Linked DNA regions of Homo sapiens: region 1 is linked to region 2. A link is a loop called in an ENCODE intact Hi-C map of the cell type or tissue named here. Cell type or tissue: endothelial cell of umbilical vein. All regions are shown on one strand. Each heading gives the region's core, and the rest is flanking DNA. Links, peaks and the distances in the headings are about the cores only.

Region 1 (8,931 bases), core at 278-8,277, 48 kb before region 2:
TACATGCTATGATGTAGCTTGTATGTATGATTCTAACTATATGACATTCTGGGAAAGGCAAAATCATGGAAACAGTAAAAAGATCAGTGTCAGGCTGGATGTGATGGCTCATACCTGTAATCCTACCACTTTAGGAGGCTGAGGCAGGAGGATCCCTTGAACCCAGGAGTTCAAGACCAGCCTGGGCAACATGGCAAAACCCCATGTCTACAAAAAACCAAAAACGGCCAGGCGCGGTGGCTCACGCCTGTAATCCCAGCACTTTGGGAGGCCAAGGTGGGTGGATCATGAGGTCAGGAGTTCGAGACCAGCCTGGCCAACATGGTGAAACCCCGTCTCTACTAAAAATACAAAAATTAGCTGGGCATGGTGGCAGGCGCCTGTAATCCCAGCTACTTGGGAGGTTGAGGCAGGAGAATCGCTTGAACCTGGAAAGTGGAGGTTGCAGTGAGCCGAGACCATGCCATTGCATTCTAGCCTGGGCAGCAGAGTGAGACTCCGTCTCAAAACAAAAAAAAAAAACAAAAATTAGCTGAGTATGGTGGTGTGTACCTGTGGTCCCAGCTACTCGGGAGGCTGAGTCAGGAGGATTGCTTGAGCCCAGGAGATCAAGGCTATGGTGAGCTGTGGTCACACCCCTGCACTCCAGCCTGGGCGACAGAGTGAAATCCTGTTTCAAAAATTAATTAATTAGGCCGGGCACGGTGGCTCACGCCTGTAATCCCGGCACTTTGGGAGGCTGAGGCGGGCGGATCACGAGGTCAGGAGATCGAGACCATCCTGGATAACACGGTGAAACCCCGTCTCTACTAAAAATACAAAAAAATTAGCCAGGCGTGGTGGCGGGCGTCTGTAGTCCCAGCTACTTGGGAGCCTGAGGCAGGAGAATGGCGTGAACCCGGGAGGAGGAGCTTGCAGTGAGCAGAGATCGCGCCACTGCACTCCAGCCTGGGCGACAGAGCGAGACTCCGTTAGGAGACATACATAATGTAAATGACAAGTTAATGGGTGCAGCACACCAACATGGCACATGTATACATATGTAACAAACCTGCATGTTGTGCACATGTACTGTAGAACTTAAAGTATAATAAAAATATATATATTTTAAAAATTAATTAATTAATTACATGCATTTATGTTCACTCTGTCCTCTAAAATGTTAATAAAGGAATAAACCCACAAGGACAAGGAGAACAGGAGAAGAGTCAATGCATGGGAGATGACAACACATTTTTGGAAGAGGGAAATCAAATAGAGGAGTGATAACATATAGTTTGGAGAGAGTTGAAGCCTAAATGCCCATGGAAGGTGAAACAAACAGGAAGCAAACCAATTTATGCCCTGACCCTGTCTCCTTTTTTTTGAGATGGAGTTTCGCTGTTGTCACCCAGGCTGGAGTGCAATGACATGATGTCGGCTCACTGCAACCTCTGCCTCCCAGGTTCAAGTGATTCTCCTGCCCAGCCTCCTGAGCAGGTAGGATTACAGGCACCTGCCACCACACCCAGCTAATTTTTTGTATTTTTAGTAGAGATGGGGTTTCACCATGTTGGCCAGGCTGGTCTCGAACTCCTGACCTCAAGTAATCCACCTGCCTTGACCTCCCAAAGTACTGGGATTACAGGCGTGAACCACCGCGCACGGTCGACCCTGTCTCTTTTATTCCAGAAGTATCAGAAATTGAAGGCATCAATCTCTCAGATGGCAGGGGAAGGGATAATTTAAATAAGACATATAGTTTATATAAGATCCGCAGTAAAAAAGTTTGTGGACCAGGCACAGTGGCTCGCGCTTGTAATCCCAGCACTTTGGGAGGCCAAGACGAGCAGATCACTTGACGCCAGGAGTTCAAGACCAGCCTGGCCAACATGGTGAAACCTCATCTCTACTAAAAATACACAAATTAGATTACAGGTGTGTGTGGTGGGATAAGCCTGTAATCCCAGCTACTCGGGAGGCTGAGGCATAAGAATCGCTTGAACCTGGGAGGTGGAGGTTTTAGTGAGCCAAGATCATGCCACTGCACTCCAGCCTGGGTGACACAGCAAGAATCTGTCTGAAAAAATAAAATTTATTGAGGCCCCTATACTTGTGTTTCTCTCACCAGGCCCAGGCAAATTCCCAGCAGATGTGAGGTTTGTTCTCCAGAGAAATTGATCCTGGGGAGGCAGAGCAGGGCATGAAACCAGACTGAAAGCAGAGATTTAAGTGAAAGTCACTGTATTCCTTTCCTATGGCTACTAAAACAAAATACCATAAATTGGCTGGCTTTCAAACAACAGCTATGTATTCCGTCACTGTCCTGGAGGCCAGAAGTCTGAAATCAAGGTGTCAGCAGGGTCACACACCCTGCAAAGGCCTTGGAGAAAATCTGTTCCTTGCCATTTCCAGCCCCTGGTGGCTCCAGGTATTCTTTGGCTTACGTCCACATTATTCCAATCTCTGCTTTCGTCTTCACATTATCTTCTCCTTTGTGAGGGTCTCCATCTAACCATCTCACCTCCCTCTGCCTCTGTCTTATAAAGGTGTGTGTAATAGTGTTTAGGGCCCATCTGGATAATCCAGAATAAAAAATCTTTTTTCTTTTTCTTAAAAATCCTTAATTTAATCATATCTTTTGCTATACAAGGTACTTTTTTGTTGTTGTTTTTTTTTGGTGTTTTTTTTTTTGTTTTTTTTTTTGAGACGGCATCTTGCTCTGTCACCAGGCTGGAATGCAGTGGTGTGATCTTGGCTCACTGCAACCTCCACCTCCCAGGTTCAAGGGATTCTCCTGCCTCAGCTTCCTGAGTAGCTGGGACTACAGGTACCTGCCACCACACTCAGCTAATTTTTTGTATTTTTAGTAGAGATGGGGTTTCACCGTTTGACCAGGATGGTCTCGATCTCCTGACGTCGTGATCCGCTCACCTCAGCCTCCCAAAGTGCTGGGATTACAGGCCTGAACCACTGCACCCAGCCATATGCAAGGTACTTTTAACTCTTTCATCAAATAATGTAATAGTCACAGGTCCTGGGGAATAGGAAGTAAATATATATCTGGAGGTGGGGGCACTCTTTCTGCCTATCAGAGTTACCATACTGAAGAATGAGACTCCTTGTCCTTCCCCGCTGCCAGTGTACTGGCATCCAGAATTTCGCCCACCATACAGAAAACTGGAGTATTCTTCTCTGGCAGGACTGAATAGCTCCAGAGGAAAGCACAAACACTGATACTTGGGTAGCCCCTTGACAAAAAGCCAACACACTGCCTGCTTCCCCACAGTGAAACTCATCATCAGCAGGTCACTGTGAAACACACAGAGCTTCTAACTAGGTTTTTTAGTTCCACACTCTTACATATAAATGAACAGTCACAGTTCACAAGACATCTGAGGAAAACTTCCAATATGGAAAACTGAGACCAGAACAAACAAGAAAAAAAAAAAAAAAAAGACTTGGAGAAACAGAATAAGCAACAGAAAAAGATTGCTTTTTAAATATATATATTTTTGGACAGGAGAAAACATCAGTGCCATGAAATGAAAGGTGCTATTTTTTTCTTTCTTTTTTTTTTTTGAGAGTCTCACTCTGTCGCCCAGGCTGGAGAGCAGTGGCGCGATCTTGGCTCATTGCAACCTCTGCCTCCCAGATTCAAGTGATTCTCCTGCCTCAGCCTCCTGAGTAGTCGGGATTATAGGCGAGCACCACCATGCCTGGCTAATTTTTGTATTTTTAGCAGAGACGGGGTTTTGCCATGTTGGCCAGGCTGCTCTCAAACTCCTTGCCTTGGCTTATCAAAGTGAAAAGGTGCTATTTTTTATAATTCAAAGAACAAGAAAAAAGTCATGGAAATTTAAAGTATGATAACCAATATAAAAACATTCCATTGGAAAAGCTGGAAGCTAAAGTCAGGGAAATCTCTAAGTAGAACAAAAAGACTAAATGAGTGACAATAGGAGTGAAAAGGATAGAAAACTCAAATGTCAGTTGAGAAGATATAATATCAGAAAGGAACAACAGAGAGAGAAATAAGGAGGAAATTACCAAGGAAATAATATGAAAATGCTTTCCAGGCCAGGTACAGAGGCTCAAGCCTGTAGTCCCAGCACTTTGGGAGGCCAAGGCAGGAAGAACTTGAACCCAGGGGTTTGAGACCAGCCTGGGCAACACAGGAAGACCCCATCTCTACAAAAAATAAAAATGAATTAGCCAGGCGTGGTGGCGAGCACCTGTAGTCCCAGCTATTCCGGAGGCTGAGGTGGGAAAATCTCTTGAGCCTGGGAGGTCAAGGGTACAGTGAGCCGTGTTTGTGCCACTGCACTCCAGTCTGTGTGACAGAGCAAGACCCTGTCTCAAAAAAGAAGTTTTCCAAAACTGAAGATTAGTCTCAAAATTTAAAAAAGTGTTCTAAGCATTCAGAAAGATAAAAATAAAGATAGAAATATACCAATCACATCATCAAGTTAAAGAGCGGATCCCAAAAACTTTCTTTTCTTTCTTTTTTTTTTTTTTCTTTTTTGCGACAGAGTCTTGCTCTGTTGCCCAGGCTGGAGTATGCAGTAGCACAATCTTGGCTCTCTACAGCCTCTGCCTCCCGGGTTCAAGCGATTCTCCTGCCTCAGGTTCCTGAGTAGCTGGGATTACAGGCGCCCACCACCACACCCGGCCGATATTTTTTTTTTTTTTTTTTGAGACGGAATCTCGCTCTGTCTCCCAGGCTGGAGTGCAGTGGTGCGATCTCGGCTCACTGTAACCTCCTCCTCCTGTATTCAAGCAATTCTCCTGCGTCAGCCGCCCAAGTAGCTGAGATTACTGGCACCCGCTGCCACACCTGACTAATTTTTTTTTATTTTTAGTAGAGACAGGGTTTCACCATGTTGCTTGCCCAGGATGGTCTTGATCTCCTGCCCTCGTGATCCTCCAGTCTCAGCCTCCCAAAGTGCTGGGATTACAGGCGTGAGCCACCTCGCCCAGGTTTGTTTTTTTTTTTTTTTTGAGACGGAGTCTCGCTCTGTCGCCGAGGCTGGAGTGCATTGGCGTGATCTCGGCTCATTGCAACCTCCGTCTCCCGGGTTCACGCCATTCTTCTGCCTCAGCCTCCCGACTAGTTGGGACTACAGGCGCCCGCCACCATGCCCGGCTAACTTTTTTGTTTTTGTTTTTGTATTTGTATTTTTAGTAGAGACGGGGTTTCATCCTGTTAGCCAGGATGGACTCAATCTCCTGACCTCGTGATCCGCCCACCTCCGCCTCCCAAAGTGCTGGGTTTAGAGGCGTGAGCCACCGCGCCCGGCCCTTTGTTTGTATTTTTTTAGTAGAGATGGGGTTTCACCATGTTGGCCACTCTGGCCGCAACCTCCTGACCTCAGGTGATCTGCCCACCTCGGCCTCCCAAAGTGCTGGGATTACAGGCATGAGCTACTGCACCCAGCCCCTAAAACTTTCAGAGAGAAAGCACAAGTCATATATTAGGTATCAGGAATGAGATGACATCTGTTTTCTCAATGCAATATTGAAGGCTAACGTTAAAAAAAAATGCCTTTAAAATTCTGAAAGAAATTATTTTAACCTAGAATTAAATACCCAGCCAAACTATAAGTCAAATGTGAAAGGTGAATAAAGGCATCTTCAGAAATTCAAGCTCACAATTTATCTTTCTTGTACCTTTTCTCAGTAAGGTTTTGTAGGGGCCAAAGGAAAACTTACCCTCTAGCCTCTGAAGGTTCACTGAAAACTCAACTCACAAAAGGCAGATTGATTGGAGAAAAGGCATACAAACTTAATAATGTGTACAGGGGAGACAGCCGTAGAATGATTATCCTATCCCCAGTGTGGTGCAGAAGCTTATATACCATCTCGAGGTTACAGATAGAATGGGGCTCAGAGCATGGCCAAAAACAGGCTACAGTGGTAAATCAAGTTATAGTGGCAAAACAGATAATGGGAAGGCGAGAAGAGGCCTGGCTAGCAAAGGTGGTCTTGTACTGCAAATGAAACCTCTCAAGCAGCAGCCCTCAAAGAGGATTGATGGTACATGTTTCTTTCAGGGGTTTAAAGGTGTCAGACTCTCACTGAATCTTCTCTGGATTTGGGCAAGGGAAGGCCAAGCTGTATCAATGCAGATTCTTACAGATGCAAATCTTCCCCCACAAAATACAGCTTTACAGAGCTACTATTTTCTGGCTCTCTGACAGCCATCTCAGAATATATCAAATAAATATATTTTGGGGTAAAACATTTTTATTTCCTTCAGTCCCCACTTTGAAACTTAAAAATGATTCAAATATTAAAAGTCAGGTTGATAGCTTTGGAGAGATTTGAGTTGAAGGTTGTTAGATAGAGATAGAGAAAGGAGCTGACAAATTTGGATAAGCAGAAAAGAGCAAATTTAAATGTATCATCCCATTTCTTCATTAATCAGAGTCTTAGTTCTGAGAATAGATCAGTTTGGTTAAACAGCTGTGTCCCATTCTAGGCGGTGCCACTGCAGATGGGCTAGGCCTCTATTTATGATGCAGACAAACAGATCTTTAATAAGAGTCATTTATATGGAAACGGAAGAAGAGCAAAAGTTAATGTCAGGAGTAGTCTATAAATTCATTTTTGCAGAGTCTCTAAAGTATCTTCAGATTGCCAATGCAATCCGACAGATTTTTCTGAATTGTAATTCGAACCAGGTGTTCAGGTGAACTTTCTGAGTATTCTATACATTAGCAAGCACAAATGCTGTTTCTACATAAGTTGCTGTGGTGATTTCTCCTGGAGTATACATCAAGCTATCTAGCTTCAGTATGCAGGGCTTCAATAAAAGCACAATTTTAATTTTTAGTGAGTCTGAGTCAGAAAAATCGCAGGAAAATTTGAAAACATTAGTTTGGAGACTTGTATCTGGGAAAGAATTCAGATTCAGTCCAAATTGTAGGCAAATAATAAAGACTCAAAAACAACGGCCAAGGCTACAATCTAATATCATGTGTACTATATTTTTTTGTGAAACATAATTTTTCTCTTTCCAGTTCCCCATTTCTACTTCTACCAAAGACAAATAATAATAGGATCAATTTATTTGCAAAATACATTTTACTTGTATTATACGTGGCCTGATTATCTGCATAAAGTGCAGCAAGAATAGTGATTGGTCATATAGTATATATAGTATCTTTTAAAGTTGTCTTTGCTGAAATTTTTTTTTTTTTTTTTTTTGAAATGGAATCTCACTCTGTCTGCCAAGCTGGAGTGCGGTGGCACGATCTTGGCTCACTGCAACCTCCGCCTCCCGGATTCAAGCAATTCTCCTACCTCAGCCTCCCTAGTAGCTGGGATTACAGGTGTGCACCACCATGCCCAGCTAATTTTTTGTATTTTTAGTACATATGGGGTTTCACCATGATGGCCAAGCTCGTTTTGAATTCCTGACCTCAAGTGATCCGCCCGCCTCAGCCTCCCAAAGTGCTAGGATTACAGGTATGAGCCACGGCACCTGGCCAGAATTTTTTAATAAGGAATTTTAGATTCGACTTTTAAAAGCCTGAAGGCTAGAAACCCACGTCAAAGATTTATCATCAGATTGTAACACCTATATGAATCTGGTGAATTCTTTTCTTCCCAAGGTCCTCAAAATACCTTGAAATTCCTAGACCTGGGCTGGGTGCGGTGGCCCATGCCCATAATCCCAGCACTTTGGGAGGCTGAGACATGCGAATCACTTGAGGCCAGGAGTTTGAGACCAGCCCGGTCAACACAGCAAAACCCCGTCTCTACTAAAAATACAAAAATTAGCCGGGCATGATGGTGGGCACCTATAATCCCAGCTTGAGAGGCTGAGGCTTGAAAATCACTTGCGCCTGGGAGGCAGAGGTTGCAGTGAGCTGAGAGCATGCCACTATACGCCAGCCTGGGTGATGGAGTGAGACACTGTCTTAAAAAAAAAAAAAAAAAAAGAATGAAAGAAATTCCTAGACCTGTCAGAAAGTGACATTCTTTACTTATCACAAGTCAGAAACCTTGTTAAGGGAAATATGTAGACAAGGTAGCAGGCCAGGCTTTCCAGGAGGCTTTATATCAACTCTGCAAAGTCTACTTCAATTCCTGAAAACAATTGGTCATATTTGAAAATATGCCAGTCCTGTCACAGCCTTAGTAAAATAAGGCTCCAATTGTGTCTCTTTACAAAAGAAAACGGATTCTTATTGAAATTTTTCAAATAACCATATTGCCATAAACTAAGAATCTTCACAAACAGTTTCTGAATTCTGGAGAAATCAGGCAGAGAGAAAAGCAAATATTTTGATTTTGCTCATAGAAGTATAATTTACCCAATTGTTATAAACTATAAATAGCTCAAGGCCAAGTGCAGTGGTTCATGCCTGTAATCCCAGCACTTTGGGAAGCCAAGGCTGGTGAATCACTTGAGCCTAGGAGTTCCAGACCAGCATGAGCAACATGGCAAAACCCCATCTCTACAAAAAATACAAAAATTATCCAGTGGCATGCATCTGTAGTCCCAGCTATTCAGGAGGCTGAGGAGGGAGGACTGATTGAGCCCATGAGCTCAATGCTGAAGTGAGCCATGATTTTGCCACTACACTCCAGCCTGGGTGACTGAGAGAGACTTTGTCTCAAAAACAAACATTAGGCCACACACAGTGGCTCATGCTGTAATCCCAGCACTTTGGGAGGCTGAAGCAGGTGTATCACTTGAGATCAGGAGTTCGAGACCAGCCTGGCCAACATGGTGAAACCCTGTCTCTACTAAAACTAGGAAAATTAGCTGAGTGTGGTGGCACGCGACTGTAATCCCAGCTACTCAGGAGGCTGAGGGGCAAGAATCACTTTAACCTGGGAGGCAGGGGTTGCAGTGAGCCAAGATCACGCCACTCCACTCCAGGCTGGGTAACAGAGACTGTCTTTTTTTTTTTTTTTTTTTTTTTTAACAATCTGATCTCT
Region 2 (8,931 bases), core at 353-8,352:
GGGAGACGCTAGGCTCTGGAGGACAGAGCTGGGCCGCAGGAGGTGGAAGTAAGCCAGTATGGGGGGTACCCCTCCTGACTGCTGTTGCCCGTATTCCCCCAGACCCCAGAGAGCCCCACGGTTTGTTCTGCAGTCCATTCCCTATTCCCCAAAGGCCTCAGAGGCCTAACTCCAAGTCCTCTAACTCCTCTTCTAGCGCCCTCCTCCTTGCTAGCTTTTCTAGCTGCTCTTTGCTAGGCTGGCTGACTTCCCCAGCCTGGATCCGCTGCTGCAGCTCTTCCACCTGCCGGAGTTTCTTCTTTAGGTTCTTTATCTTCTTGGCTTTCTCAGTGGTGGCAGCTGAGTCAGGCTGGTCAGATGCAGCTGTGGGGGCTGCCCGAGAGCCCTGTGGAGCACTGGGGAGTTGGGCTGTCTCTTCCAGGGACACCTTATCAAGAGTCCTGCTCAAGGCCTCTGCCTCTCCTTTCTCTTGCTGCTGCCGCCTCTTCTCCTTTCGCTTCAGGTTACGTTTGGCTGTCTTGGAGAGGCCTGGTTCACCACCTTCAGGCCTGGATGGGGTGACAGGAGCAGTGGCCTCAGGGCTTAGCCCTGGGGGCAACTCTGGTTTACTCTTGAAAAACTTCACATACTTGTTTTCATATCTGCAGGAAACAAAGGATGTCAAGAGTTTCAGAGAATTACTGACTTTTTGATCCCTTTTCTTAAACTTCCAAACACTTCATCCTCATTACATTCTTGCTTCCTTTTTTTGTTGTTGTTTTTGTGGGGTTGTTTGTTTTTTGAGATAGAGTCTCGCTCAGTTGCCCAGGCTGGAGTGTAATGGCGCAATCTCAGCTCACTGCAACCTCCACCTCCAGGGTTCAAGCAATTCTCCTGCCTCAGCCTCCCGGGTAGCTGGGATTACAGGCGCCTGCCACCACGCCTGGCTAACTGTGTATTTTTAGTAGAGATGGGGTTTCACCATGTTGGTCAGGCTGGTCTTCAACTCCTGACCTCAGGTGATCCACCGATCTTGGCCTCCCAAAGTGCTTGGGATTACAGAGAGCCACTGCGCCTGCCTGTTTGTTTTTGAGACAGAGTCTCGCTCTGTCGCCAGGGCTGAAGTGCACTGGCGCAATCTCAGCTCACTGCAACCTCCCACTTCCCGGGTTCAAGAGATTCTCCTGCCTCAGCCTCCTGAGTAGCTGGGATTACAGGCTCGTGCCACCACGCCTGGCTGATGTTTGTATTTTGTAATTTTGTATTTTTAGTACAGACGGGGTTTCACCACTTTGGGGAGGCTGTTCTTGAACTCCTGACCTCAAGTAATCCACCTGCCTAGGCCTCCCAAAGTGCTCAGATTACAGATGTAGGCCACTGGGCCTGACCACCTTTCTCTCTTTATGGTCCCTCCCCAACTTTCCTCTGCTCTGCAGGAAAGATGCAGCGAAGTCCCTAGAACCTAAAGCTCTGGAGGTTCTAATGAACAGAGGTCAAAAGTATAGGACTAGTGATCTGTAACCCTCACTCATCCCTGAATCCCAGACTCTTTCTCTCCTTTCTCAGATAGTTGCCCCTCCTTCCATTTCCTTGGGGCTTAGGAGAGTCCTCCCTGAACTTGTAGGCATAAGGATATTCTATCCTTCTGTAGGGACCCCATCAGAAAACCCCTACGCAAAGCCTAACCACGTACACTGGGACCTCCTCCTGGGGCACATATCCTTCTTTCACCCTCCGCTGCTTGCGCCAGGTCCCGTCAGGTCGCTGTGTTGACGCGATATACTTGCCTAAAATAAGAAAAATCAAGTTGAAAATTACTCTTATTTTCAAACATTTTACAAGATGAGACAAGAATGTATAAATGTACATACCATCTCTCAGCACCCATTCATCCAAATGCAACCATTAGGCTCCTTTTCTCATACCAACACTCAATCCCTCTCTCATTATTTATTTACCGAGTGCCAATACACCGTACAAGAAACCATCCTTGCCCTCAAGAAGATTCTATTTGTAGGTAAGACAGGATAGGCACAGAGGAAGAATTTTGTTAAAAAACCAAGGCAATAGCATGGGAACATGAAAGGCAGTAAATGAACAAGAGGCTAAAAAGACACAAAAACCACGGGGAGGAGAAATGACAATAGCGGATGTTGTAAAGGAGAAATTTTATTTAGATGGAACTTAAAAAAATAGGTCAACTTTTAGGAATTCATACCATAGATACATACACACCAGTACACGAGGATGTATTTAAAGGGTATTTGGTTTTTGTTTCATTTTGTTTTGTTTTTAGATGGAGTTTCACTCTGTCACCAAGGCTGGAGTGCAGTGGTGCAATCTCAGCTCACCACAACCTCCACCTCCCAGGTTAGGTGATTCTCCTGCCTCAGCCTCCCGAGTAGCTAGGATTACAGGCCCCTGCCACCACATCCGGCTAATTTTTGTATTATTAGTAGAAATGGGTTTCGCCATGTCAGCCAGGCTAGTCTCGAACTCCTGACCTCAGGTGATCCGCCCGCCTCGGCCTCCCAAATTGCTGGGATTATAGGCATGAGCCACAGCGCCTGGCCTTTAAAGGGTATTCGTTGATGCATGATTTAAATTAGCAAAAAGCTGGCCAGGCACGGTGGCTCATGCCTATAATCCCAGCACTTTGGGAGGCCGAGGGGGTTGAATCACGAGGTCAGGAGTTCGAGACCAGCCTGACCAACATAGTGAAACCCCGTCTCTAATAAAAATACAAAAAAAAATTAGCTGGGCATGCTAGAGAGCGCCTGTAGTCCCAGCTACTCAGGAGGCTGAGGCAGGCAAATCACTTGAACCCAGGAGGCGGACATTGCAGTGGGCAGAGATTGCGCCACTGCACTCCAGCCTGGGCAACGGAGTGAGACTCCATCTCAAAAAAAAAAAAAAAAAAAAAAAAGAAAAAAAATTAGCAAAAAGCTGAAAGCAACTTAAAAGGCCATCAAGTGGAGTTCGAGACCAGCCTGGCCAACATGGTGAAACCCTGTCTCTACTAAAAATACAAAAATTAGCCGGGTGTGATGGCACACGTCTGTAATCCCAGCTACTGGGGAGGCCGAGGCACGAGAATCGCTTGAACCTGGGAGGCAGAGGTTGCAGTGAGTCTCAAAAAAAATAAAATAAATGTTCTGACACTGACTAGTGTTCAAGATACACTAAGTGAAAAAGCAAGCTGCAGGATAACATGTGGAGTAGTGGTCCTCTAACTTTTTTTATTTCAGGACCCCCTTTACACTGTTATTTTATAATATGCATATCATTATACAATATTTATTTATATTTATTTATTTATTTATTTTGAGACAGAGTCTCGCTCTGTCGCCCAGGCTGGAGTGCAGTGGCGCAATCTCGGCTCACTGCAAGCTCTGCCTCCCGGGTTCACGCCATTCTCCTGCCTCAGCCTCCCGAGTAGCTGGGACTACAGGCGCCTGCCACCACACCTGGCTAATTTTTTTTTTTTTTGTATTTTTAATAAAGACGGGGTTTCACCATGTTAGCCAGAATGGTCTCAATCTCCTGACCTCATTATCCGCCTGCCTCAGCCTCCCAAAGTGCTGGGATTACAGGTGTGAGCCACCGTGCCTGGCCTATTATACAATATTTAAAAGAGATCATATTCATTAATCTCATCACTAAAGTATTTAAGTACATGGAAGCTATCAAGCTCAGAATGGGAAATATAAGTTTTCCAAAATTCTTGGCAGGGCACAGTAGCTCATGCCTGTAATCCCAACACTTTGAGAGGCTGAGGCGGGCGGATCATCTGAGGTCAGGAGTTCGAGAGCAGCCTGGCTAATATGACAAAACCCTGTCTCTACTAAAAATACAAAAATTAGCTGGGCGTGGTGGCAGGCGCCTGTAATCCTAGCTACCCGGGAGGCTGAGGCAGGGAGAACTGCTTGAACCCACGAGGCGGAGGTTGCAGTGAGTGGAGATTGCGCCACTGCACTCCAGCCTGGGTGACAGAGCGAGACTCCAACCCAATTAAAAAATATATATATATGTATATATATATATATTTTATAGAATTTTGGAAAATTTATTTTATATTATATATATATTATTATTATTATATAAAATAAATAAGTTTTCAAAAATTCTAATTTTCTATATATATTAGATATATATATTATATATTAGATATATATATATCTATTAGATATATATATTATTATATATATCTAATAGATATATATATTATTATATATATCTAATAGATATATATATTATTATATATATCTAATAGATATATATATTATTATATATAATATAAAATAAATAAGTTTTCCAAAATTCTAATTTTCACCTAAGTGTTTGAATTTTATCATTGGCGAGAAAAACTATCAGTTGTTTTCCTTCACTTTCACTTCCTTCATTTTCAGGAAAATGATCATTGGATAGTCAGGTCTGAATTACCATAGTTTGTCAGTGTTTTTTTTTTTCAAGTAAAAAATACTGCTCCATGAGAAGAAAGTTTGTTCAGCTTGCAATTCAGACAACCATCCTACTTCGGTATGCAGCAGAAGTGTTTCATGCTTACTTCCCATGAGTCACAGAGAACATTAAAAAAATATGTATTCAAGGGCTGGGCTTAATACAATTAATCATTTTCATTGTATCATCAATGATATCCTTAGGTGAAACTGGCATTTACAGCAAGTGTGTGGCAGTGAAGAACAAAATGATTAGTATAATTTGGTGCCACTGCCCTGACAAATGCATGCTTACAGGGCCAGCAGTTTCACCAACCATGTCTTTTGCACCATTGGTGCAAAGTCAACCCCATGAAAAAGACAAATAAATAAGCATGATTATGAGAATAGTTTTGCTTGCAGACCTTCTGAAAGAGTCTCAGGGACCCCCTTAAGGGTCCTGAACCACACTTTGAGAATCGCTGATATAGAGTATGGTACTATTTTATTTTATTTATTTATTGATTGATTTTGAGATGGAGTTTCGCTCTTGTTGCCCAGGCTGGAGTGCAATGGTGCAGTCTCGGCTCACTGCAACCTCCTCCTCCCAGATTCAAGTGATTCTCCTGCCTCAGCCTCCTGAGTAGCTGGGATTACAGGCATGCACCACAATACCTGGCTAATTTTGTGTTTTTAGTAGAGACGGGATTTCTCTGTATTGGTCAGGCTGGTAGCAAACTCCCGACCTCAGGTGATCCACCCGCCTCGGCCTCCCAAAGTCCTGAGATTACAGGTGTGAGCCACCGCACCCAGCCAGTATGGTACTATTCTTGTTGGAGTAAAGGGCAACACTTAAAGACATGTAGTCTGTGTACAGGGACAAAGAAAAAGGTGTGCAAGGACACATACCAAACTGTTAATACATATCAAACATATATATATATATGTTAAGAGAGAAAGTTAACATATATATATATATATATATGTTTTGTTGTAGCTCTCTTATTTTAAGTATTACTTTTGTAAAAATAAAGAAAAAAGATTTTTAAGGCCAGATGCGGCGGTTCACACCTGTAATCCCAGCAATTTGGGAGGTTGAAGTGGGTGGATCACACAAGTCCAGGAGTTCCAGACCAGCCTGGCCAATATGGCAAAACCCTGCCTCTACTAAAAATACAAAAATTGGCAAGGCAAGGTGGCTCACACCTGTAATCCCAGCACTTTGGGAGGCCGAGGCAGGTGGATTGCCTGAACTCAGGAGTTCAAAACCAGCCTGGACAACATGGTGAAACCCTGTCTCTACATACAAAACCCTGTCTCTACATAAATACAAAAAAAAAAAAAAAAAAAAATTAGCCGGGCACGGCGGCATGCGCTTGTAATCCCAGCTACTTGGGAGGTTGAAGCAGGAGAATCACTTGAAACAGGGGGTTGGAGGTTGCAGTAAGCCGAGATTGAGCCACTGCACTCCAGCCTGGTGACAGAGCGAGACTTCGTCTGGGAAAAAAAAAAAAAAAAATTGGAGGCCAGGCGCAGTGGTGCACACCTGTAATCCCAGCACTTTGGGAAGCTGAGGTGAGTGGATCACTTAAGGTCAGGAGTTCGAGACCAGCCTGGCCAACATGGTGAAACCCCATCTCCATTAAAAACACAAAAATTAGCTGGGTGTGGTGGCAAGTGCCTGTAGTCTCAGCTACTCAGGAGGCTGAGGCAGGAAAATCACTTGAACCCGGGAAGTGGGGTTGCAGTAGGTCAAGATCATGTCATTGCACTCCAACCTGGGCAACAGAGCGAGACTCCGTCTCAAAAAAATAAAAAATAAAAAATAAGGCTGGGCATGGTGGCTCATGCCTGTAATCCCAGCACTTTGGGAGGCTGAGGTGGGCGGATTACTTGAGGTCAGGAGTTCGAGACCAGCCTGGCCAACATGGTGAAACCCTGTCTCTACAAAAATACAAAAAATATCCAGGCGTGGTGGCGGGCGCCTTTAATCCCAGCTACTTGGGAGGGTAAGGCAGGAGAATCACTTGAACCCGGGAGGTGGAGGTTGCAGTGAGCCAAGATTGCACCGCTGCACTCCAACCTGGGCGACAGAGAAAGACTCCATCTCAAAAAGTAAAAATAAGTAAAATAAATAAAAATAAAAAAATTAGCTGGGCATGGTGGCACGTTTGTAATCCCAGCTACTGGGGACGCAGAGGCATAAGAATTGCTTGAGCCCAGGAGGTGGAGTTTGCAGTGAGCCAATATCGTGCTACTGCACTCCAGCTTGGGCAACAGAGTGAAAATCTTTCTCAAAAAAAAAAAAAGAAGAAAGAAAAAAGAAAAAAAGACTTTTAAAATAAATGTCTAGGGCCTCCTACATGAATTATATATTATTACATGAATTGGTTTTTTGTTCAAAATGCAAATATCATTAATACATTAAAACAAAAAAGTCCAGGCGCACGGGCCCACTCCTGTACTCCTACCACTTTGCGAGGCCGAGGCAGGCAGATCACCTGAGATCAGGAGTTCGAGACCAGCCTGGCCAAAATTGTGAAACCCCATCTCTACTAAAATACAAAAAATAGCCAGGAGTGGTGGCTGGGCGTCTGTAATCCCAGCTACTCCAGAGGCTGAGGCAGGAGAATCACTTGAGCCCAGGAGGCGGAGGCTGCAGTGAGCCAAGATCATACCATTGCACTCCAGCCTGGGTGACAGAGCAAGACTCTGTCTCCAAAAAAAAAATAAAATAAAACAAAAAAAGTTGTTAAAGGCAATGGGTGATTCGACAGGTGGAGGGCATGGAAGAAAGAAAAATCATGAGCAAAGGGGCTCAAACTTGAGCAAAGAAAGGCATGGATGTGGGAATGGGCGTGAGTAGGGAACAGAAAGTTGAGAGGTTCAGGTGAATGAGACAGTTCATGTTAGGGAATAGGAAGCCTGGTTGGAAATGAAAAATGGGGTAATCGCAGAAAGCCTTAAAAACAAGGTCAAGAACTTTGGACTTTACTGGGTGAGTAAAACATAACTACTATGGATATTTTTTGCCCAGCTGTGACAAGAATAAAAACCAAAGAAAAAAAACTAGGAGGCTTCCTGGAGGGAGGACTGAGACAAGAGCTGGGCTTTGAAGGAAGAGTCAAACTAAACAAAAAGGGAGACAGAGTAGATTAGAAACAGTTCGTTCTCAAACAAAAACTCACGCATGGGAATGTAGATAGCATTTTCAGGCAACGACAAATAGACCAGTCAGGCTGAGCCAGAGACAAGGGCTGGAATGTTCAGACCTTGAATACCAGTTAAAGATTTTAATATCTGGCACATGGCATGCACTCAACAAATATTTGTCAAATGAATTAATCCTTTATGCGAAGTATTGTCTTAGGGCTTTGAATAAATGAATGAATCCTTTATACAAAGCAGTGTTTCAGAGTATTTAATCTAGCATAATAAAAGGGTGACTTGGAAAAAAAAAAAAAACACCAGAGACATGGAAACTAGTTAGGGAAAAAATATTGTGATAATCCTGGCATGAAGGGACAGAATTGGCTGAAACAGGGGCACTGGAACGTAAGAGACTAAGGGCAGATACATTATCAAAGAATCAACATTTGGTAATTCACTAACTAGGGAAGGAGTAAGAGGATAAGAAATCAAAGATAATTCAGTACACTTTTTATTTTAGTAATCTCAATGTCCACAATTTACCATAAACAGTTACTATCGGAAAAAATAAAAACAAAAAAGAGAGGAAGAGATAATCATATGAATATGATAAGCATTATCAATAAATAGCGAAAGGTCAGGCACAGTGGCTCATGGCTGTAATCCCAGCACTTTGGGAGGCCAAGATGGGAGGATCCCTTGAGCCCAGGCATTCAAGACCAGCCTGAGCAACATAGGGAGACCCCTGTCTTTACGAACTATACAAAAATTAGCTGTGTATGGTTAGTGGCATGTACCTGTGCTACCAGCTACTCAGGAGGGTGACCTGTGTTGATGAAAAGAGTCAAACTCTGTAAAATATTTTTAGAGATTCTGAGCCAAATATAAGTGACCATGGCCTCTGACACTGACCTTAGGAGGTCCTGAGAACATGTGCCCTAGGTGCTTGAGGTACGGCTTGGTTTTATACATATATATATATATATATATATATATATATATATAAAATTTTTTTTGAGACGGAATCTCACTCTGTCTCTCAGGCTGGAGTGCAGTAGCCCGATCCCGGCTCACTGCAATCTCCGCCTCCCCGGTTAAAGTGATTTTCCTGCCTCAGCCTGCCGAGTAGCTGGGACTACAGCGCATCACCACACCTGGCTAATTACTGTTTTTGTTTTTTGACACAGTCTAACCCTGTTGCCCAGGCTGGAGTGTAGTGGCATGATCTTGGCTCACTGCAACCTCCGCCTCCTGGGTTCAAGTGATTCTCTTGCCTCAGTCTCCCGAGTACCTGGGACTACAGGAGCCCACTACCACGCCCAGCTAATTTTTTGTATTTTTAGTAGAGACAGGGTTTCGCCAT

Evidence for each region. Hi-C counts contacts between places; a loop is a spot of excess contacts. Peaks named below come from ENCODE experiments on the same cell type or tissue, not always from the same donor. Only the 100,000 strongest peaks of a DNase experiment are listed, where the experiment ranks them.
Region 1: it touches region 2 in a loop (2.5-fold over the local background); 8 of 110 quality-filtered maps call a loop at or near these places.

Annotation. Positions count from the first base shown.
Region 1 is chr12:55,854,089-55,863,019 of GRCh38, forward strand. No RefSeq gene overlaps it. Among named protein-coding and RNA genes, the nearest start is that of MMP19, 16 kb to the left of the region's middle. In endothelial cell of umbilical vein, for the core only: no CTCF peak of the experiment used is centred there; no DNase peak of the experiment used is centred there.
Region 2 is chr12:55,901,715-55,910,645 of GRCh38, forward strand. It overlaps PYM1 (PYM1 exon junction complex associated factor), which reads right to left. Exons shown (of 3, transcript NM_032345.3): 2 at 1,673-1,766; 3 at 1-641. The coding sequence ends at 158. Among named protein-coding and RNA genes, the nearest start is that of PYM1, 22 kb to the right of the region's middle. RefSeq lists a silencer at 6,904-7,052. In endothelial cell of umbilical vein, for the core only: no CTCF peak of the experiment used is centred there; a DNase peak (open chromatin) is centred at 4,537.